Linked DNA regions of Homo sapiens: all the other regions are linked to region 3. Evidence: chromatin loops called from intact Hi-C (ENCODE). Cell type or tissue: gastrocnemius medialis. All regions are shown on one strand.

The links. Peaks named below come from ENCODE experiments on the same cell type or tissue, not always from the same donor. Only the 100,000 strongest peaks of a DNase experiment are listed, where the experiment ranks them.
Region 1: it touches region 3 in a loop (9-fold over the local background); 2 of 110 quality-filtered maps call a loop at or near these places.
Region 2: it touches region 3 in a loop (4-fold over the local background); 4 of 110 quality-filtered maps call a loop at or near these places.

The regions. Positions count from the first base shown.
Region 1 is chr15:86,159,902-86,164,901 of GRCh38, reverse strand. All of the region lies in intron 5 of AGBL1 (AGBL carboxypeptidase 1), which reads right to left. Among named protein-coding and RNA genes, the nearest start is that of LINC01584, 46 kb to the right of the region's middle. In gastrocnemius medialis, no CTCF peak of the experiment used is centred here; DNase peaks (open chromatin) are centred at 481, 941, 2,021, 2,421 and 1 weaker place; H3K4me3 peaks cover 322 bases; H3K27ac peaks cover 5,000 bases.
Region 2 is chr15:86,132,685-86,137,684 of GRCh38, reverse strand. All of the region lies in intron 1 of AGBL1 (AGBL carboxypeptidase 1), which reads right to left. Among named protein-coding and RNA genes, the nearest start is that of LINC01584, 18 kb to the right of the region's middle. In gastrocnemius medialis, no CTCF peak of the experiment used is centred here; a DNase peak (open chromatin) is centred at 2,474; H3K27ac peaks cover 5,000 bases.
Region 3 is chr15:86,076,981-86,081,980 of GRCh38, reverse strand. It overlaps AGBL1 (AGBL carboxypeptidase 1), which reads right to left and starts at 2,110. Exons shown (of 23, transcript NM_001386094.1): 1 at 1,958-2,110. The coding sequence starts at 2,008. In gastrocnemius medialis, a CTCF peak has its summit at 2,383; a DNase peak (open chromatin) is centred at 2,310; H3K4me3 peaks cover 1,671 bases; H3K27ac peaks cover 5,000 bases.

The DNA.
Region 1 (5,000 bases), 83 kb before region 3:
TCCTTGGGGCAGCTCCAGAGAAAATGAAGGTGAGCGGTGAGGGAGCTATCCCAGCCTGTGAGCAGCCCGAGTCCTCTTTCTGGAAGTGTGGAGCAATGGTCAGAGAATACAATGGGCTTCAAGACCTGGTCTCTGCTAGGAAGATCCAACCCATTTCCAATTGGCTATGATACTTATAAAGCAAGGCAAGCCAGCAGAGTTTAAAATCCTGGAAGACACACTGATGACAACATCTGATAACCCAGTTCCAAAGGTTGGGTTCAATATTACACTGTGAGAATCCAAAAGGATCAGAGGGGATGTGGCTGTACTTTGGAAAAGGTCAAGCACGTGGCCAGTGGAAATGGTCCTTATTATTATCAAAATCTTCAGGCCCATCCTGGGAATGACGGCACAAAGGGACAGCCTCCCGCAGAAAGTGTTGAGACGTGGAGTAATCACAAGCTTTCCTAAGGTCACAAGATGAGTCATTCGCAGACAAGTAATCTGTCTGCCTCAATAAATTTCCCTACTTAGTGAGTTTGGACAGCTCAAAGACAGCTTTAGTGCAGATAAACAAGCTTGTCCACAGTGGAACAAACGAGCAAGAGGTAGCACACTCTGGCCCAGTGTCATTTCCTCCTCCCTACTTCTATAAAAAGCACCCCCAGAAAAGTTTAAGCCCCAGCTGAGTTCATTAACAGACCAAACACTAGAAGCCTATTTCAAATAGACAGCAAAGTTTTAATGTGAATGCTGTCCCCACATGCCCCTCCAATTCAGATCTTTCCCTGCTCCAATCTCTGTCGGTTCCCCCAGACAACTCTAAAAGACTCTGAACTTTTTTCTTCCCTCCAGTGAGAGAAACTTTGCTCCCTTTCAAGCTGGTGGCTGCTGCTTCGCAGTCTCTCAGAATGAGTTCTCTCCCAGAAGGCACCTCATTCCCTCATGCAATAGAGCTCTTGGGAGGTGTGCCAACTGATGTTTCAGACATGTTTGGATGGGGCAGAACTCTGCATGTGCAGCCAGCCTGGTATCAGGGGGAAAAAAGGTAACAAATATGAAGTGCCTAGCATAGCACCTACTCAGTACATTCTGGCTTTCATTCATTACTACATAGGAAATTCACCAATAATTTTTTTTAAAATATTTCTTTTCAATGTATTTATTTAATTTTATTTATTCATTTTTTTTTGAGACAGAATCTCACTCTGTCTCACAGGCTGGAGTGCAGTGGTGTGATCTTGGCTCACTGTAACCTCTACCTCCTGGGTTTGAGTGATTCTCCTGCCTCAGCCTCCCAGGTAGCTGGGATTACAGGAATCCACCACCATGCCCAGCTAATTTTTGTATTTTTAGTAGAGATAGGGTTTCATCACGTTGGCCAGGCTGGTCTCAAACTCCTGATCTTAGGTGACCCACCCACCTCAGCCTCCCAAAGTGCTGGGATTACAGGCATGAGCCACAATACCCAGCCCTCATTTATTTATTTTTAAGACAGGATCTCAATTTGTCCCCCAGGCTGGCATGCAATGGCATAGTCATGACTCACTGTAGTCTCAAACTCCTGGGCCCAAGCAACTCTCCCACCTCAGCCTCCTGAGTAGCTGGGACTACAGGTGTGCACCACCACACCCAACTAATTTCTTGTAGAGACAGGGTCTGCCTACGTTGCCCAAGCTGGTCGCAAACTCCTGGCCTCAAGCGGTCCTCCCGCCTTTGCCTCCCAAAGCACTGAGATTACAGACATGAGCCACCATGCTCAGCCTCGTTTGAATTTAATTAAGAGCCTATTATTATCTAGGCGCTGGGCTAGGAGGAATGGAAAATAACAAGATACATATAATTTGATTTCTACTTTAGGAAGTACAGAATTTAGGGAGGAGAAAAGACACCCAGGCCAATATAGTACAGAGTCCAATAGAATGCATGTCGAAAGAAGGTCTGAACAAATCTCTGGAGGATGTTTGAGGAGAGTAGATTCCTTTTCTCTGATGAAATGGAGCAGGTGGCATCCAGTGAAGTCTGGAGACTGGGTAAGACTTCTACCACTGCACAAGGCAGCATGGCATTCCAGAGGAAGGGAGAGACCTGGGGAAGAAGAGGGAATGCCACACTCAGAGATAGCTGGCTGGAAAGCGAGATGAGAGCAGGAATGAGAAACCACTCTGGAAAGGGAAGCTGAGGCACATTCCTGATGGCTTTGAAGTGAAGTGAGACCAACTAGAGGGCTATCATAGCAGTTTAAGTCTGACCATAACTGTTCCCACTAGCATGGGACTCATGAGGAGCCGAAGGAAGGAAGTTGGCACAAGCCAACACAAGTGTGTGCAGCATGGTGGGTATTTGGGAAGTGGAGGAGGCCTGAAATAGCTGCCTGCCCTGGGCTGAGGGCTGGCACAAGGCCACAGAGGGTTAGTGACATTGCTCTTCATGTCCCTTCTCTCTAGCAAGTATGTGGTTGGAGCTTCTGTTGTAAATCTTGCCCTGAGTACTATCTGGAGACAGAGCTTCATTGGAGGACAGCTGCACATCTAATTTTAGGTTCCTGCTAGAGAAGTAGGGCAGGTCTAATCTCCACAGGAGGGAGGAGTCATCATGACACAACACTGGGCATCTGCTCCTACAAAGGCATCCCGGAATAACTCTCCCATAGCATGCTAGCATTTGGAGGATGATACTTAGTAGAGCTATCCATGCCCCCTGACATGCGACTTTATCCCTTCCCTGCAAGACCCCCCTTGAGCCCACAGGTTCTGTCAACCAAATGGCTTGAGTAGAATTCATTTGGGTATGTCTTAGTTACTATTCTCAGGATGGAGTTTGTGAAAGATGGAAATTGGCAGGACGTTCTCATCTCCAGACTCTTCCCCAGCCTCTGCCATCTGATCTGCAGCAGGCAACCAGACATCCCATAGTATTTGTATTAATAATGATTAACAATGTCATAGCATGTCAAAGCACACGATGTCTTTACACATTATTTGTTATTGCCCACAATAAACCTAGGAGGTAAGACTTGACATTCATGCTTTAAGAAATGTCAAAGTTTAGTTAAGAAAAGTTAAATGACTCGCCAAGGAATCTGGTAGAAGGAGGCTTACAGAGCAGGTCTTCCAATTTCATTACCTTTGTTCTTATCTTGCTGTTGATGAGTAAGGATAAGATAGAAAACAAGGTAGCTTTGGGAAAGAATTCAAAAGCAGAGGGAATAGATATTTAGCCTTTGAGAGGAAATAGCCAACTGATGGAGGAGTAAGACTCCTCTATCATTAAGCAAATTGTTCCATGGGTATAAGCCATTTAGATGGAAAAGAAATTTAAGCAAACTTTAACTGCATATGATCGTCTTACATATGATGGTTGTAGAAATAAAATGCTGGAAATAGACTGTATAAGATACGCCAGTGGTGGCTTAAGAGCTGAGGCTCATGTATCAGACAGGGTTTAAATCCCAGCTCTCTCACTTAAAACCCAGCATGTTACTTAACTTCTTTCAGTTTCAATTTATTTTCCGGTAAAATTGGGGGCAATAATAGCACCCGCCTTGCAGAGCAGATGAGAGGCTCAAAGGAAGTAATGCATGCTAAGAGCTTAGCACAGTGCAGGGCACCTCATAAACACCATGCCAATGACAGCTATATTGTAACGGTTGGTGGAAAAGCCTCTTTCCTACAGAGGTTTGGTTTTAATATGGCATTTGACTGAAGAAGGAAAACCATCTTGCCCAAAATTTACAAAACAAATCAGACATGTAGAAATATGCCTGGAATCCCTGGAAGGCTCCTTTTGTGATTGGGAGCACCCTACTCTCACTCCCTTAATCCCTGGTATTACTTTCCCACTTGCCTCTGACACTTTGATCAGATCTGTGCCTGAATTCAACTCCCTTTGCAGGAGGAAAAGAAAGCATTAAAAATGGCAACTAGTGTGAGTCTCTGAGGAAGAGGTTTCTATGCTTTGTTGATTTCTCCCCGCTACCCCACAAGTTTGGCCTGAATGAGGAAGACAATAAAAGCTATGTGAGCACCCCAGAAGGAAGAGACCTAGTGCCTTGATACCCATGGCTATGTGGGAAGAGCTTCCTAGGGGAGCCTTCCAAACAACATGGTACCCAAGTGGCAGAGGAGAAGACTGAGTGAGACCCGTATGTGGATGAGCCCAGCAAATATCACAAAGATTTGCACATAATCTAAAGGAAGAAACCAGATATTCCTGACCTTCTGAACAGCTGAATTATGACAGCATCAGATTAGAAGAAGCCTTGTGAATAGGGCAGAAAGATAAAGTTCATAGATTGGTAACCAAAGAACATGTTGAGACTGCAGATGTCAGCAGCAAAGGCCTGCACACAATGATAAAAATGAGACATATCCAAGTCATATATATGTCCAAATGGACATGAGATGATTGAGGACAGTCTGTGTTTTTCCATCAACACCCCAGCACTACCATGGCTTCTTAGAACTCAGATGTACCCCAGGAAGTGGGGGGAGAAGAGTGAAATCCCTGGATGAACCAAAGACTCACTAATTTGACTTAGATTCCTGATAAGACACTGGTTTATATTTCTTGTTATCTGACATAAATGTAAATTTAAGACAGAGTAAAATATAATCATAGAAAATAAATTTTTTTGGTCCCTGAGTTTTTTATTTTGAAGTTTTTTACCTACTAGATGAGGGTTCTTAGCAGAATTTAATTGAATTCCACCTTGCAATAAATTCACACCCTGGAGAAGATGTTTCCAAAATGAGAGACATAGAACACTGACCCCTCCTTCCCCTAAAAAAGGTGATCTCAAAAAAAAAAAAAAAAAAAAACCACAGTTCCCTGACTAAATCAATTTTGGATCAGGGTATACTAAATAACAGATATTCTCAATATGTATTGGCTTTACAAAGGCTCTGAGAAGTCTTACAGTAAAGAAACCAGCATTCAATCCAGTATTTCTCAACTTACTGGATGAGAATTTTTTTTCACTGAGATATAATGTATTTCACTCTACGAAATGCTTGGTG
Region 2 (5,000 bases), 56 kb before region 3:
ATGAACCCAGATCAGAAATAGAAAACCTGAGAGGATACCTGCAAGATTTTGGAAAAAATTTTTCTCCAGAAGTTAAAAAAAAAATTTAAAACAAAACACAAAAAATATTTCCTGTGTTTGGACATTGCCGTATGAAGACACAATTTTGGGTCCTCGGTGACTGGTAAGCCACCAGATCAACTCTAAGGAGCCCCCCACATGTGGGCTTTCAGATAAGAGAAATAATGAATATCTTACTTAAAAAAGCCACTTTTAGTAAATTCAGATGTGACAGAGAAAAGAAAATTTTACACCTCCACGTGCTCTCTTCCCAAGTACTGTGGTCTTGAAAAATAGGAAAGAAGTTGGTTTCACAAACAAACCAGAGAGCCAGCTCACCCACAGGGTCCTGCCACCCCATGGAAACTAAGAGACAGTGTTGTCCTAAAGACGTTCAGTTCATAATGCCCTCACTTAGCGCTGAGCCAGAATGGAGCAGCACAAATGGTTTTACTTTAAGTAAACATTATGGTGATCAGTGGAGAAAAATAATCTCAACTGGCATTAATTTATGTACTGCTACATTTACCAATAAATATTTTACACTATTTAGAAGAATAACACAAAGCTGTTATCTCACCCACAGTAATAATAAATGAGCAGTTAAAGAAGGCAGGATGTGATGTGCCTTGATTTTCCTTTAATGATCCTTTGAAATGAAACATTGAGTAATCCCCTGTTGTTGAAAAAAATCCTATAAAAAAATGTATCTACCAAGCTTTCAGGGAGACTCAGGGAGTTGGAGTTGGAAGAACAGTGTCTTTCATAGTCTGTGGGGTTTTGAACTGCAATTTTCTCAAATACTGTTTTGAATGTGTCACTCCCTGCTTTAAAATCTTCTATGTGTCCCTGTTGCCTTCCTCCTCCCAGCTCCTCACCACAGTATGAAAGTGACGCCCTTTACGTCACTCTGCCTTTGGAGGCTCAGCTGCAGCCACTCCTCCTACCCCAACACTCCATGCCAATGATACAGAACCAGTTATTATGTACCAAGAGTATCATGGGTACCTCTGCTCTCAAGTCTGGGCTCATGCTGATGCAGGCTTAAGCATCATTTCTCCCCACTCTTTGTAGCATATGTTAATTCTCAGCTCCAGTTCCTTTTCTTTATGGTTTTCCCAGCTAACCTGCCTTCCCAGCCCCCATTACCCACAATTGCCACATATGTCTGCTCCTATTGGGCTCTGCACAACTCCAGGGCTGCTGTTCACAAAGACTACAACATGATTGGTGCCCCACCAAGTGAGGCACTGTGGTGGCCTGGCCTCTCCAAGAACAGAATTATTTGTTCTAATTCGTTGTCCAACAACACTTTGTACATACCTTTTATTAAAGTTCTTACTTGATGCTGGTTATTTTCTTATATCTCTGTTCTCACTGTCTATTGTGGGGGTAACAAACTATCCCAAAACTTAATGCCTTAGAACAATGGCCTTTTAATTCTAGCTATGGATTTTGTGGGTAGGTAAATTTGGCCAGAACTTGGCTGGGAGATTCTACTGCTTCCCATGGTATTAACTGAGGTCACTGAGTGCCACTCAACTGGCAGATGCACTAGACTGGAGGGTCTATGTTGATTTCAATCACATCTGGCACCTTGACAGGTATAGCTAGAAGACTGGGCACACCTGGACTAGTGACCAGAATGCCCACATATGTCTTTTTCAGCATAATAGTCTTAAGGTACCTGGACCTCTTCCATGGCAGCTGGCTTCCCCCAGATCAAGTATTCCACATGAACCGGGTGAAAGTTGCAAGGCTTCTTTTGTCTTAGCCTCAGAAGGCCAAACATCACTTCTGCCACATTCTATTGATTAATCAAATCAATCTGGACGCTAGTCCAAATTTAAGGGGAGGGGAGTTAGACTCTACCCCTCAACTGGAGGAGTAGAAAAGAATTTTCAGCCACTTTTAATCTCCCACACTCACTTTAGACTGTGAGCTCCTCTAGAGCAAGATTTTTGACTCATTCCTCTTGCCCTCCCCTGATCCTAGCATGGGGTCTTTCACACAGTAGGCATTCAGGGAACTATGGAATGATATGAAGTGGGATTCAGACTGAATATGCAATCTGACAGAGCCTTGTCATTCTGTTCTCGATGCCAGGATGTAAAGTCCATCTCAGTGAGAACATTGTTACAGAAGTTTACAAGGTGCACAGCTCAATTTTTCTGTCAATCTAGCAACTGAGCAAGCAAATACAGAGTGCCAACTATGTGTCAGTGTTTTAGTCTGTCTTTTGTGTTGTTATTTTTTAAAGCTTGAGATTGGGTAATTTATAAAGAAAAGAAGTTTGTTTGGCTCACGTTCTGCAGGCTGTACAAGAAGCATGGACCCAGCATCTGCTTTTCGTGAAAGTGTCAGGCTATTTCTGCTCATGGTATGAGGCAAGAGGAGCCTGCATGTGCAGATCACAGGGTAAGCGAGGAAGTGAGAGAAGGAAGGGAAGTGCCAGGCCTTTTCAACAACAAGCTCACGTGGGAAACAGGAGTGAGAACTCACCCGCTCCTGTGACAGTGGCACTCAGCCATTCATGGGGGATCTGCCCCTACGATCCAAACACCTCTCATTCCATAGTTTCCTGAATGCCTACTCTGTGCAAGGCCCCAGCGCCCCATTAGGCCCCAACTCCAACATTGGGGTTCAGATCTCAACATGTGACTTGGTAGGGGCAAACAAATCATATTCAAAACATAGCAGTCAAACACTGTTAAAAAAAAAAATAGGCACCATTGGCTGGCACAGTGGCTTACACCTGTAATCCCAGCACTTTGGGAGGCTGAGGCAGGCAGATCATGAGGTCAGGAGATCGAGACCATCCTGGCCAACATGGTGAAACCCCATCTCTCCTAAAAATTAAAAAAATTAACTGGGCGTAGTGGCACGTGCCTGTAATCCTAGCTACTCGGGAGGCTGAGGCAGAAGAGTCGTTTGAACCTGGGTGGCAGACGTTACAGTGAGCCGAGATCATGCCACTGCACTCCAGCCTGGGCGACAGAGTGAGATGCCATCTCAAAAAAAAAAAAAAAAAAAAAAAAAAAGGCACCATTGATCCATCACAGTCTTAAAGTGGAGGGGAAAAAAGGATCCTGTAGTCCCCCTCTCAATTTTCTCCACAAGTCTAGATCCAATTTTACTAGACTGGGAAAAAAACAGTCCATCCCCTCGCACTTTGAGTAGTGCCCCTGATCTCACAGAAATAGAGTGCTTATGCCCTGCCAGACTGAAAGAACAAGCCCATAACATTCTATTTCTTAGCCTCTAAAGAATAAGACAGAACCTTTCCAAACTCATGAGCCAAGAGCTCAGGACACAGCTCATAGCCCAAGGAAACCATATTGCCAAAAATAAATTTGTTCTTCCAGTCATGCAGTTTGAACACTCACTAGAGATGGTCCACTGGTTAAATAAAAGACATTATTAAATTTGAAGTTGTTAATGAATGACTGAAGGGAGCACTAATCACAAACTTCAATTACTAAAAATGGTTATATAACACCAAAAATAGTGACCAGCCGCTCTCTGTCTTCACACAAGAGGAAACAGGCAGAAACTGCATGATTAGAAATTTAGTATAAGTTGAAGGAAAACATTTCCTGGAGAGGTTGAAATGAGTTCATAAGAAAGAAGTGTTTTAGAAGACTATGGGCTGAATAACTATGATATTTGTTTCAATAATGGTGGGGGTTGGCATGGAAATACTGAAGACATATAAGAAAGACGTCTGCTATCACTACAGAAGCTGGGTGGTAGGTAATGTGGTTTTGTAACAAAATGTTAAGATATAAAATAAAACAAAATAAAAAAATAAATGGCATATACTATTTTCTGACTGGAGTATCTTAGATGGAACCTTGAAAACAACCTCAACAAGATCTTTGCTGAGAGTTCTCCAGCCCCAGAATTTGACAAATGTCCCAACCACACATTGAGTCTTATATAATGAATTGTCAAGGATATCAATGATCCTCCTCGGTAAAAAGGGTATTCACGGTCTAGAACAAGGTAAAGATAGAATGTAGTCTGTTTTTCATTTATTTGGTAGATGTTTGTTGAGCATTTGCTATGTACCAGGAACTGCGCTAGGTGCTACGAATACATAGACAGCATGTATACAGACAGTCCTTGTTCTTACAAAGCTTCGAAGTTAGTTGGGGAGGGATGTATTGTGCAGAGTCACCCAGATATAAAAGTGCAACCAGGAATAGGTGCCGGGTTTATTGTGACATGTGAGCATAAAATAGAGTTATTTGATGTGAATCAGAAAAGGATCCCTTAAGAAGTAACACTTAAGCTGAGAGCTGAAAGATAAACAAAAGTGAACTAGCAGAAAATGGAAAAGAAAAATGCTCAGGGCAAAAGAGGCTAGTATGCAAAGTCCTATGGCAAAGTTGAGGGACATTCAGAAGGCTAGTGAGGCTGAGGCACAGAAAGAGAGAGGTAGAGGGAGACAGGGAGAGAAAGACAGAAGAGAAGGGGTTAAAAATGTAAGTTTAATTCAGATCAACTTTAGGCTAATTTCCATAACCTCTGTAACACCCAATTTCCTCACCCACATTATTGGACTAATACTTGTACCTAACTCATGGACAGTTGGGTTAGAAATACCATAATAAATGTAGGAATGTTTAGCTTACTGCCTGGGTCACACTAAACGCTCAATAAAATGTTGATAAATAAATAGGCGATGGCCATGACAGACAAAAGGTGAATAATCTAAAAATAGGTCTGAAGATCCTTTGAGATACATCTTATGAGATCAATTTTCCACCAGGATCACAATGTTCCCAATTTAGCAGAATACTCTTAAGGAGAGAGAAAAAAAATAAACAAAACATCTCAAGAGGGTGAGATTGCATGCTCTGGGCAGAAACAATTTTGAATCCTGTGCTTTGTCAACAATGCCCGGCACGTTCGTGGTCTCTCTATAAATTGCAAAGTCTCCGGTCATCATAATAATG
Region 3 (5,000 bases):
GTGAACATAATTAAATCTTTCTTTGATAATTGGGAATCTAGCAGTGCCCCGGGGTGATCATGCTAAACATCAATTATCAATTCTCACTGGTGGGAATGCAGGCAATTGAGTTCAACCTGAAGTGACTTTGAGGCCGACTACAGGACATTCATTTTTACTGAACCCCTATTACCAACTTATTACTTTCCCTCTTTCCTAGACAGCTAGTGCAAGGAAAATTCTGTCCATGAGATATTTTCAGTTGTTTGAATCAGTTAATCAAGATCTCCATGCAACTATTCAGAAATTAGAAGAGGTCTCAGAATGTCAGCTTATTGTACCTGGTTATTAAATCAAATAAATCTAGCCAGATACAAATAAATCCTTGGATTTATTTTGCAAATTTCTTTTGAGGTCCACTCCTGCCTCCAGTACCCCTGGTCAGATACATTCTCACCTTGCATGAATCAGATAGAATGAGTCAAAGGACGCCAAGTCAACTGAATATTGAAGGCCCAGTTCTCCTACTATGTAGCCATTTGACATCAAGGAGCCTATTTCACTTCTGAGATTCCGTTTCCTTATCTGCACACCTGAAGGTTGCACTTATTGGTTCTTAAACTTTCAGGAATACAAATCTTCTTAAGAATCAGAGAAAAATGGCCAGGTACAGTGGCTCACGCCTGTAATCCCAGCATTTTGGGAGGCCGAGGTGGATTACCTGAGGTCAGGAGTTTGAGACCAGTCTGGCCGACATGGTGAAACCCCATCTCTACTAAAAATACAAAAAATTAGCCAGGCATGGTGGCAGGAGCCTATAATCCCACCTACTTGGGAGGCAGAGGCAGGAGAATTGCTTGAACCTGGGAGGCAAAAGTTGTAGTGAGTCGAGATCACACCATTGCACTCCAGCCTGGGCGACAGAGTGAGACGCTGTCTCAACAAAATAAAAACAAAAACAATCAGAGGAAAATTAAGAACATTTTTCCCAACAGGGAAAAAGGAAAATACGTACAAAATGTTTATATTCTAAACAGGGGAATGGGGTCATGGACCCCCCCCCGCCCCCACAAGCCCATCATCTTGTGACCCCTTCCAGGAACTTCCAGCTTAAACTCCTGGGGTAGAAGACCCCTTGGGCCTTTTTGAACACTGGCATCCTCTGAATCCAGCTAACTACAAGCATAGAGAGTAGTGGTTCTCAGCCTTAAATCTACATGGAGACCCCGGGGGAGTTTTCAAACTCTAACGCTCGGATTGATCCCTAGATCAGTTAAATCCATGTCTTTGGGGGTGGGTCCCAAGCATGAGTATTTTTTGACCCTCTCCAGGTGATTCTAATGTGCAGACAAGTTTGCAAACCACTGCTGTAGAACAAGAATTCTCAAAATTAGGAATGAATAGCATCCCCCAGGGAGAAGGCAGTTTCCCAGGCTACTGCCCTACATGATTCAAACACCTTCTAGTCAGATCCTGCCTGGGAAAATGCACTGATAGTCGGCATCCCAGGCCATTCTGATGTAACTACAATGTGGGAGCCCAGTAAGATAGCCATTTAGCAGGAGATACCCAGAAGGGTCCTCTCCTCACCTACCCTGTCCTCCCAGACAGCTCTGCATGCTCTCAGCAGGTCTCCAGCCTTATTCAGGAGGAGCCTCAACAGGTCCCCTTCATTTGCCAAACAGGCTTTTTCTCCACCTTTCCCATTTCTAGAAAACTCGGATCTTTTACCCAGAGCCTCTGATCCCACGAGGATCAATAATTTAAGCAGAACAATCATCAACATCGTCGTGTTTAATATTTGAATTCCATAGCATCACTTAGGTCAGCTTCAAGGTGAGAGCCGACTCCTGTTCTCTTGCTGTTAACAAACTGGGCCAGTGACTGCCAGAGGGGACTGTGTGCATAGCTCCCAGGCAGGCCAGCCCAGGCAAACACCCAGCCCGCCGGGTTCTGCACCCACTCTACCCTTTCCTACCTGAAGCGTGTGCAGCAGGACCTGTAGCCCACTAGCTTCTTGTTCGGCCATCCTTTTCTCGGGTCCTAGGGAACCGCTGCCTGCGGCCAGATCCAGGCTGGAGAGGCAGCGGCTGCCAAGCTGACCTCGCTGCCCGCCTCGCAGGAGACGACTGCCCGGAGGCCTCAGCTGCACATGCTGCTGAGTGTGAAGTCAGCGCGGTGCAACCCTAGACCTCGGCACAGGCGTGAATACCCACCGACTCCCACTGTGGGGATTAGGTGAGCCCCTGCTGTGGGGAGGGCTGAGCATTTGGGTGCAGGGGTGGGGAGGGCACCAGCATGAGTCACTCACCCACCTCCAGGCCCATGCAGGAGCAGAGCAAAGGAGAAGCCACCCTGGATGGCTGACAGGCATTCCCAGCTGACCTGGTCAGACTCCCTCTAGAGGCTCGCTCAGCCCGCCCCGCTACCCCACCCCACCTCTTTATTTTGGTCTGTTGCCGGCTCCCGGGTAACAGGAGACCCAAGAGTGCTTGCACAACTGTGGCAGTTCAGGGCATAGAAACCCAGGGCCCCCTGAGGTCCCAGGCTTAGAAACAGGAGCTCTGGCTGAAAAGGAAAATAAGTATTCTGGACATTTTTTATGGACCACGTCCCTTACGTAATCTTTTAATTTTTACAGTAACCTAATAGAGGTGGGTACTATTATGACTACCCTATCCCTGTTTTACAAATAAGAAAACTAAGGCACTGAAATGTTAAGCCACAAGAACACAGAGCTTAGAATTGCATGCCAGGCCTCAAACAGGCAAGCTGGCACCAGAACACAAGCACTACCCATTGCACCATCCTGCCTCTTGCTGCAGCAAACACTTCAAAGTAATGGAGGTCTGAGAGCCATGTCCTCAGCCTCAGGGACAGCAGATGCCCGGGACAAGTTTCCTTCAGACCAATGTAGAATCCATGATCACTTTCTATGTTTTCTGCTAGGGATGTGTGAGCAGAGTCTTAGCGACTAGCTTCTCCTCCTCCCCATATCAACACCCTTCAATGCTGACTTCTCAAAGTATGGTGCTAGGGCGTCACCTGGAAGCTTGTTACGCCTCTCCCCAGAACTACTGTGTCCGAAACTGCATTTAAACCAGATCCTCGGGGGATTTAGAGCTGGTTAACAAAATGACCAGAGGATTAAAGTTTGGAAATCTCCAATTTCGACTATATTGATTACATTGCCTGCGTGTTCAACAACTCTGACAATATTTGACCCAATAAACGAGTGCCCAGCAAGGTCAAAGCACAACTTTACTGTGTTGAAAGCTCGCTTTATTGCATGAAATTGGAGCGCTGAGCTCAGTGGAGATTCTGACTGAGAGCACGGTCAGGTATTATAGAAGAGTCTCAGTGACTGGGGGAGTGGGCTGCCAGCCAACACCCCCGTGCGGAGTTTAGGGAGATTCTGTGAGCATCACAAGCATTCATTAGGCAGGTACCAAGCACATTGGGGTGACTGAAGAAACTGCATTTCCAGATCCTGCTTGGCCTAAGTGTTCTGAAGTCCCGAGTCAGGGGTCAGGCCTGGCCAAACCCTCAATTCAAGGGCAAATTCATGTAGTCCTGCCCTCAAGAAATTTCCACTTAATGGCTTTAAATATGAAGGCCTCCCATCTTGGGAACTGACTATAAGCGCTCACATTTATGAAGCTTGCGGGGTGGGGTTGACGCCGTCTACCCCTACCCCAATTTCTCTACATCTGCTGCCAGGAGGGTAGAAATAGAGGTTCTCTATGGATTTCTATGGGAGGGTGACGCTTTTTAGGGCATGTGCTCTCTAATCCTCTAAGGCCCAGGGTGAAGGGAAGACAGAACTGTCTCATGTGATTGTCTTAAGGGGAGATCATTTCATGGTTGTCAACTGGAGGATAAAGAAAAGAGATGGGGGAAGAAAGAAACAAAACCATTTTCCCAACATAGACCTAAAAAATAGTTCAAAGATAAAAAGTAGTGAGAAGTCATAAAAATGACCTCAGAGGAGAGAACTAAAGGTTTTGTGGTCACACTCCCTGATATTAGAATTGGAGCAAAATTTTCTCCATTTTGAAGAGTGTCTCGGTTAAGCTGCCTGGAATTGCATAGGGCAGAAGTGAGATTAAAATCCTATATGTAAAGGATTGCTCTCTTCTACTTAATGATGACTTTCCCCCCACCGCAGTGCCAGGAACCTGGTTTCCAGTAAACCCCTTGTGAGATAAGGAATGGGCTCCCTCTCTTTCAGGTGACACATCTGCCTCCCATGCCCAGCTTGGCTGCTCTCCCCTTCATCCTCTGGAAAGTTACTGCCCACTTGGCCATGTGGATACATGTGGATGCCAGAGAAGGAACAAAGTGCTAGTTTTCACCCTCTAATTTTTCTAACAAAACTAGGATGTAGGCCAGCTTATTGTCAGCCCTCCGCCGCTCCTTCAGCACGCTCCTCCCTTATGCCTCAACAGAGCCCTGTGGAGACCCCAGCAACCCTGTTTCCCTGCCTAGCAGAACCCTCTTCACTCTCATAGTTAGGGAAAGCCCCAGAAGTACCCACACCCGAACTCCCCTCTCCTGAATTCTATCTTAATGACAGCCCATTCTGTTAGTGAACTGATTACTTTAGGCTGAAGTATAAATGGGTGACAGCAGGGAATTATGCTCTTCCCCAGTTAACATCTGGATTTTAGCAGGGACTCTCCTGAAAGGCAGGTGAGTGTGGAGTCTGCTTGGGCAATACAATATCCTACCCAGAGTAGACTGAAGTGAGTACTCATTAAACCACACGGGGCAGGCAAGAGGGGTTGGTCAGTGCCTAGGGCAGGCCATGGGGGAGGAGGCTTCTTTGTGAAGCTGAGAGAGGACTTCCTACACATTTTACATAATATCTTCTGAAGAAAGGGTTTAGGGAAGCCAGAGAGGAGGTTCAAGCAGAAATTCAGAGAGATCTTAGTCCTCTGGCTTTAAAGAAAGACACATTTCATGTAATCCAGAGATTCCTGTTGCAATTCAGGCATCCCCCAGACCACCTTCTGGTTTAG